Regions from separate parts of the Homo sapiens genome. Here region 2 is linked to region 1. Evidence: chromatin loops called from intact Hi-C (ENCODE). Cell type or tissue: Calu3. All regions are shown on one strand. Each heading gives the region's core, and the rest is flanking DNA. Links, peaks and the distances in the headings are about the cores only. Region 1 has its middle 47 kb from the start of APOBEC4. Region 2 overlaps COLGALT2 (collagen beta(1-O)galactosyltransferase 2).

What was found. Hi-C counts contacts between places; a loop is a spot of excess contacts. Peaks named below come from ENCODE experiments on the same cell type or tissue, not always from the same donor. Only the 100,000 strongest peaks of a DNase experiment are listed, where the experiment ranks them.
Region 2: a loop joins it to region 1, with 4 times the contacts of the local background. A loop is called at or near these places in 1 of 110 quality-filtered maps.

What each region holds. Positions count from the first base shown.
Region 1 is chr1:183,698,385-183,701,309 of GRCh38, forward strand. It overlaps a transcript of RGL1 not described here. Among named protein-coding and RNA genes, the nearest start is that of APOBEC4, 47 kb to the left of the region's middle. In Calu3, for the core only: no CTCF peak of the experiment used is centred there; a DNase peak (open chromatin) is centred at 1,537.
Region 2 is chr1:183,991,854-183,994,778 of GRCh38, forward strand. The region is part of intron 1 of COLGALT2 (collagen beta(1-O)galactosyltransferase 2); the gene reads right to left. Among named protein-coding and RNA genes, the nearest start is that of COLGALT2, 44 kb to the right of the region's middle. In Calu3, for the core only: no CTCF peak of the experiment used is centred there; a DNase peak (open chromatin) is centred at 1,478.

The sequences.
Region 1 (2,925 bases), core at 333-2,832:
CATTAATTCTCTTCCCTTTTAGAAACAGGAAATGATTTCTGTTTTCCTATACTTTGATACAATGCCTAAAATAGAACAACCATGCTATGTTTGAGTGAACTTGAGAGAACCTTTAGCAGCAATACAAAACAAAAATCTTTGTCTCATCTGAAATATTTGCACCAGTGCCTTGCCTTGGAACACATAAAAATACTTTGATACAAAAAGTAAATTTCTGATCTCATTGCCAAAATTATTACACATTATTTTGAAATGCTACAACTTAAAGACAGCACTCTAATATAGTTAACACTTAACATGACATTATCCAATATAGTTTTAAGAGATGCTGCCATTTTGTTACCTCCTAATACTTGTTTCTGAAGCTTATAGGAACTACTTGAATACTTTTTTTCAATTGCTTTTCTTATAAGTCATTTTCAGTTGCTTTCCTATGGCTTACTCATCATTTGTAGACTTGGTCACGTTGTGAATGAGTTACTTCATGGTATGTTCAAAGTCATTTAAATATCTCCCTCTGTTTTGATGTATGTATTGAGTGTTTTTCAAGGCTATAAACTCCCTTAGGTTTGGCCACAGGAACAAAGTGTACAAAAATGGAGAATAGGAAGAACTATAACATCCATACTCTCATTTAGTTGAATTATAAAGATTTTAGCTGTCTTATTCATCACATATGTTGGATGCCCAGTCTTGGGTGCTGTGAGCTGTGATATCTGACAATGGTACCAATATTTCAGAGGCAGGGAAGCCTGGTCATTTAACACATTCACTGTGGGGTCAGTAGCTCAGGAGGTAATAGGGTTCACCCAGTGTGTTTCCTTCACATGTGTTGATGTAACTTACCCTGAACAATGTTTTTAAATTCATTTTTACCATTTAAATACTACTGGTCCAGACTGAGTAAGCATCCTTGAAACTATATTGTAGTCCCATCTACAGTCCTACATCAAGGCTTGTTCCAAAATTGCTCCAGGTCGTAGACTTGGACTTTAACTCCATCTTTATCTCTATGCCCACCTTACAGAGTCCTCTAAGGAATGTTCTAGAGAGCCCATCTTTCTGTATAATCAGTCTATTTAGAGTGGAGCAAGTGATGAAATTTAATGTGAAAGATTCCTTGATTTTCATATTATCCTATTGTCTGAAGATTCTGATCAATCTAATAAATATGCAGGTTAGGCCTAGTCTGGTTTTCTTTATCCAGGATCCCTTCTATCCCCAGCTAGAGCCACTAGATCACTAAATCAATCGTATGTGCAGGCTGCCTCTGATTTATTTCCCTCGCTGCTGCTGGCCTGCCCCTGCCTTTTAGCCCTGATTGGAATGTTTCAATGTTTGCTTTGTTCTAATACTCTGTCCCTTGTACTCTCTTTTAAATAACCAGCCTCTGACTGTCTTGGTTCTTGTTTACCCACCTTTTCATCAGCCCCTTCCTCATTCTTCAAGCCCAAATTCCAGCTTGAAGTCTGGGTTCTACAATCTGTTGACAGACTTCCTCGAAGCTTATGATCTGCATTCCTGACCTTCCTAGGAGTGTCTACCTCACAATTTTCTGATGTTATGTTGTGCAATGACACCTCATTTTGTTTGTTTTTGCTGTTGCTGACTGGACCATTGTATATCAGATGTGGTGTTTTGCCTGCCAGACCAAGCCTTCCCGTATTGCATGGGAGTATACTAGTGGCTGTGACCAGACTGATTTTAAGTTCTAATCCCTCTTCCCACTCCTACCCTCAACCTGCTCAGACCTGACAAAGTAATAGGGAATTGCCCACCCATTTAAGTCCCATAAAAAGCCATACTGCACCACTAGCCACTTCAATTATGATGAGTGGTTTTATGGGAAGAAAGGAATTGTAGGCTGATGATAGTAGCTTTGTTGAGTTGGTAGCACTGGATCCAGTCTCTGAGGGAAACATAATGGTTGGATTTCAACTTTGTAGTATTATTCCAGGAGCATCTGTATAGTATCATAAATATGGGATCTCACATGACGTCTTCCTGTGTCTCAGAAAAATGGACAGAAAGCAGGTTTCAATAATCTTTTTTTTTTTTTTAATTTGACTTTAAGTTCTGGGATACATGTGCAGAATGTGCAGTTTTGTTACATAGGTATACGTGTTCCATGGTGGTTTGCTGCATCTATCAACCTGTCATCTAGGTTTGTTTTTTTTTTTTGGCAGAGTCTCACTCTGTCACCCATGCTGGAGTGCAGTGGTGTGATCTCGGCTCACTGCAACCTCTGCCTCCCGGGTTCAAGTGATTCTCCTGCCTCAGCCTCCTGAGTTGCTGGGATTACAGGTGCACACCACCACACTTGGCTAATTTTTGTATTTTTAGAAGAGACGGGGTTTCACCATGTTGGTCAGACTGGTCTTGAACTCCTGACCTTGTGATCCGCCCACCTCGGCCTTCCAAAGTGCTGGGATTACAGGCTTGAGCCACCGTGCCTGGCCTGTCATCTAGGTTTTAAGCCCCACATACATTAGATATTTGTCCTAATGCTCTCCCTTTCCTTCCCCCTGAGCCCCTGACAGGCCCCGGTGTGTGATGTTCCGCTCCCTGTGTCCATGTGTTTTCATTGATCAACTCCCACTTATGAGTGAGAACATGTGGTGTTTCGTTTTCTGTTCCTATGTTAGTTTGCTGAGAATGATGGCTTCCAGCTTCATCCATGTCCCTGCAAAGGACATGAATTCATTCTTTTTTATGGCTGCAAGATTAAAGAATCTTTTGCAACAGATGGGGAAATTGAGATTTAGATTGATCAATTGTTGCCCTTGAGATCACACACAGATTTGTTGATAGGATAGATCCTAGGTTTTGGTTTTGGGGAATAACAATCCACTGTCCCAGGGACTTCCAACCATTTGATGAAAGAATGGTTTTTAGTTCTCTGAAGCCTTAAGGTAATTTAATTTC
Region 2 (2,925 bases), core at 139-2,638, 290 kb after region 1:
TGATGGTATTTTTTTTTTTCCATTTCTATTCTGGAAAACTACTGTCAGAGGGAAGGAACACCGTGTGCTCCTAACATTCCCAGGGTCTGTGTGGCTTTGTCACTTGCTCCTGGGAGAGGAGCATGCATAAATACACAGCATATAGATGTGTTGCTGTTGCCTTTACTACTCACTGCTCTTCTGCAGAGAGGGGAGCAGTGAGAGCAAACCTCAGCTAAGTGCTCACTCCTGGCCAGGCATTGACCTAGAACTCTAGCAACATCTCATTTAATCCTCACAGCAACCCTATGATGTAGTATTCTTACTATCTCCATTATACAGAGGAGGAAAATCAGGTCCAGAGAGGTGACACATCATGTCCAAAGTCTCAGAGGTAGTAAGAATTAGAGCCAGACATAAGTCAGACAGCTGGACTCATGATGTCCCATCTACCACTACTCTAAGAGGCTTATTTTGAAGCTGTCCTTTGGAGTGAAGTTTAAAACAGAAGGAAATACTTTTAAAGATAGTAGAGGGTAAATTCTAACTTTGTCTTCAAAGTGCTAGGTATATCAGTAGGCTTCACGTTATCAGTAAAACTGCTGCGACCACAGATCATTTAAGTCAGCTTAGAGTCCCCATGGGTCATGAGCCATCTTCATGCCTCAGAAATATAGTCAATGAAGCACTCATAATTTTCAATGATGTCTTAAAGAATGAATGGCACCTAATGATGATTGATTGACTGTCCTCTTTAATATTGCTCAAAACTTTCAGTCAAGTTGTTTATCTGGTCTCTGACAGATAGGTTTAAGAATCTTTGCTCTTGCTGTGAATAGAGTTATCAGTTGAAAGGATGCCTGATGCACTAGCTTTTTAAAAGCTTGCTCCAGATTTCATCTGGTGACTTTGGAAGGTAGGACACGGATACTGGGCTCTAGACTTCCAAGGTGCTCAAGCCTTCCCCAACCTCCCCAAATGGGTAAAATCCCCCAGTTATATGGTTTTTGGGATCATGTATCTCTTCTTTCTAGTACTTATCAGAGTTGTAATTCTACATTTATTTCTATGGTACTCAATAATGTATTTCTCCTCTAATGGTTTATAAGCTCCATGAGGGCAGGGATATGTCTGTCTTTGCTCATCACTGTATCCTCAAGCCCAGGACAGTGCCTGGCATCAGCACTGGGTAAAGGGTTGCTAAATGAATAACTAGATGCAAAAATGCCATCCTCACTTTTTACAAGAAAACTCTAAATATTTAAAACATGTATTTTTCACCAGTAAAAATGAAATACACAATCAGATAAAGAAGACAAAATGACTTTTGGGGTACTTCCTCTCTCTTTCATAATCCATATCTGGAAAGTTTGACTTTCATGTGGGCTCTGGAAACAGGAAGGAATCAGATGCTGTTTGGTATTAAGCTGCTGAAGGCTCCAGGGGAGCCCAGTAACTTATCTAAGAGGAAGTGGGGAATGCAATCAGTTGCTTTGAAGGCAGCACCCAGGAAATATCTGGCCAGGACAGAGGTTCAAGCAAATATAATTGTGGTAGATGGTAAATATGGCAACAGGTGAGTAATTCTTTCTGGCTTTCATTGGGGTGTGTCTTTTAAGCCAAATTAGAAATCCAGCAAGAGGATTTGGTATGCACCATTATAAACAGAGTCCAGCTCCAGCCAATGCAGGGAGAAGGCTGCAACCTCCCTTTCAGACCCAAAAAAGGACCCAATGACTCCCTGAGGAACAAGTAGACCAAAGGGCAGCTCTGAACACCCTTCCTTCCCCAGCCCCAGGTCAGGCCATGTCTAAGGCATACTTTAGTCTCTAGCTGCCACCATGTTCTTTTGGAGGTGCCATGTGAAGGAAGCCAACAATGTCCAACATTCAAAGTTCATGTCCCCAGAATTTCCTAATTTTTCAATTGCCTCTGTAAATTATTTCAGAACATGTCGCTGTTAAAATTCTTATTTTCATTCCCACATCCTGATGTTTAGAGAGGGAATTAGGCATTACCAGAGCTAGATTTGAACTCACTGACCCAAGTTTCTTCAGCAGAGGATCCAAAAGGAACCAAAACTTTCATCAGGACTGTTATGTGTATGAAGACAGAAGAGAAGCCTTTTGGTACAAGGTAGCACTCAAGACAAGGATTCAGTAAAATAAGTCACACTCATTTTCTCTTGTAATTCTTTTTTTTTTTTTTTTTTTTTTTTTTTTTTGAGACAGAGTCTTGCTCTGTCACCCAGGCTGGAGTGCAGTGGTGTGATCTCGGCTCACTGCAAACTCCAGCTCCCGGGTTCACACCATTCTCCTGCCTCAGCCTCCCAAGTAGCTGGGACTACAGGCACCCGCCACCACACTCTACTAATTTTTTGTATTTTTGGTAGAGACAGGGTTTCACCGTGTGAGCCAGAATGGTCTTGATCTCCTGACCTCGTGATCCACCCACCTCGGCCTCCCAAAGTGCTGGGATTACAGGCATGAGCCACCGCACCTGGCCTCTCCTTTAATTCTTACAACATCCTAGGAAGTAGGTATTCTCCGTATCTTATGGATGAGAAAATAGTTACAAAGCTAGTAAGTAATGGATCCACGATTCAAGCCTAATTAACCCTGCAAATTATTATTATTATTTGAGACAGAGTCTTGCTCTGTCACCCAGGCTGGAGTGCAGTGGTGTGATCTCAGCTCACTGCAACCTCCGCCTTCCAGGTTCAAGCGATTCTCCTGCCTCAGCCTCCCGAATAGCTCGGATTACTGGGGCGTGCCACCATGCCCGGCCAATTTTTGTATTTTTAGTAGAGACGGGGTTTCACCACGTTGGCCAGGCTGGTCTCAAACTCCTGACCTCAGGTAATCCGCCCGCCTTGGCCTCCCAAAGTGCTGGATTACAGGTGTGAGCCACTGCGCCTGGCCTTAACCTGCAAATTAAAGGTGAATT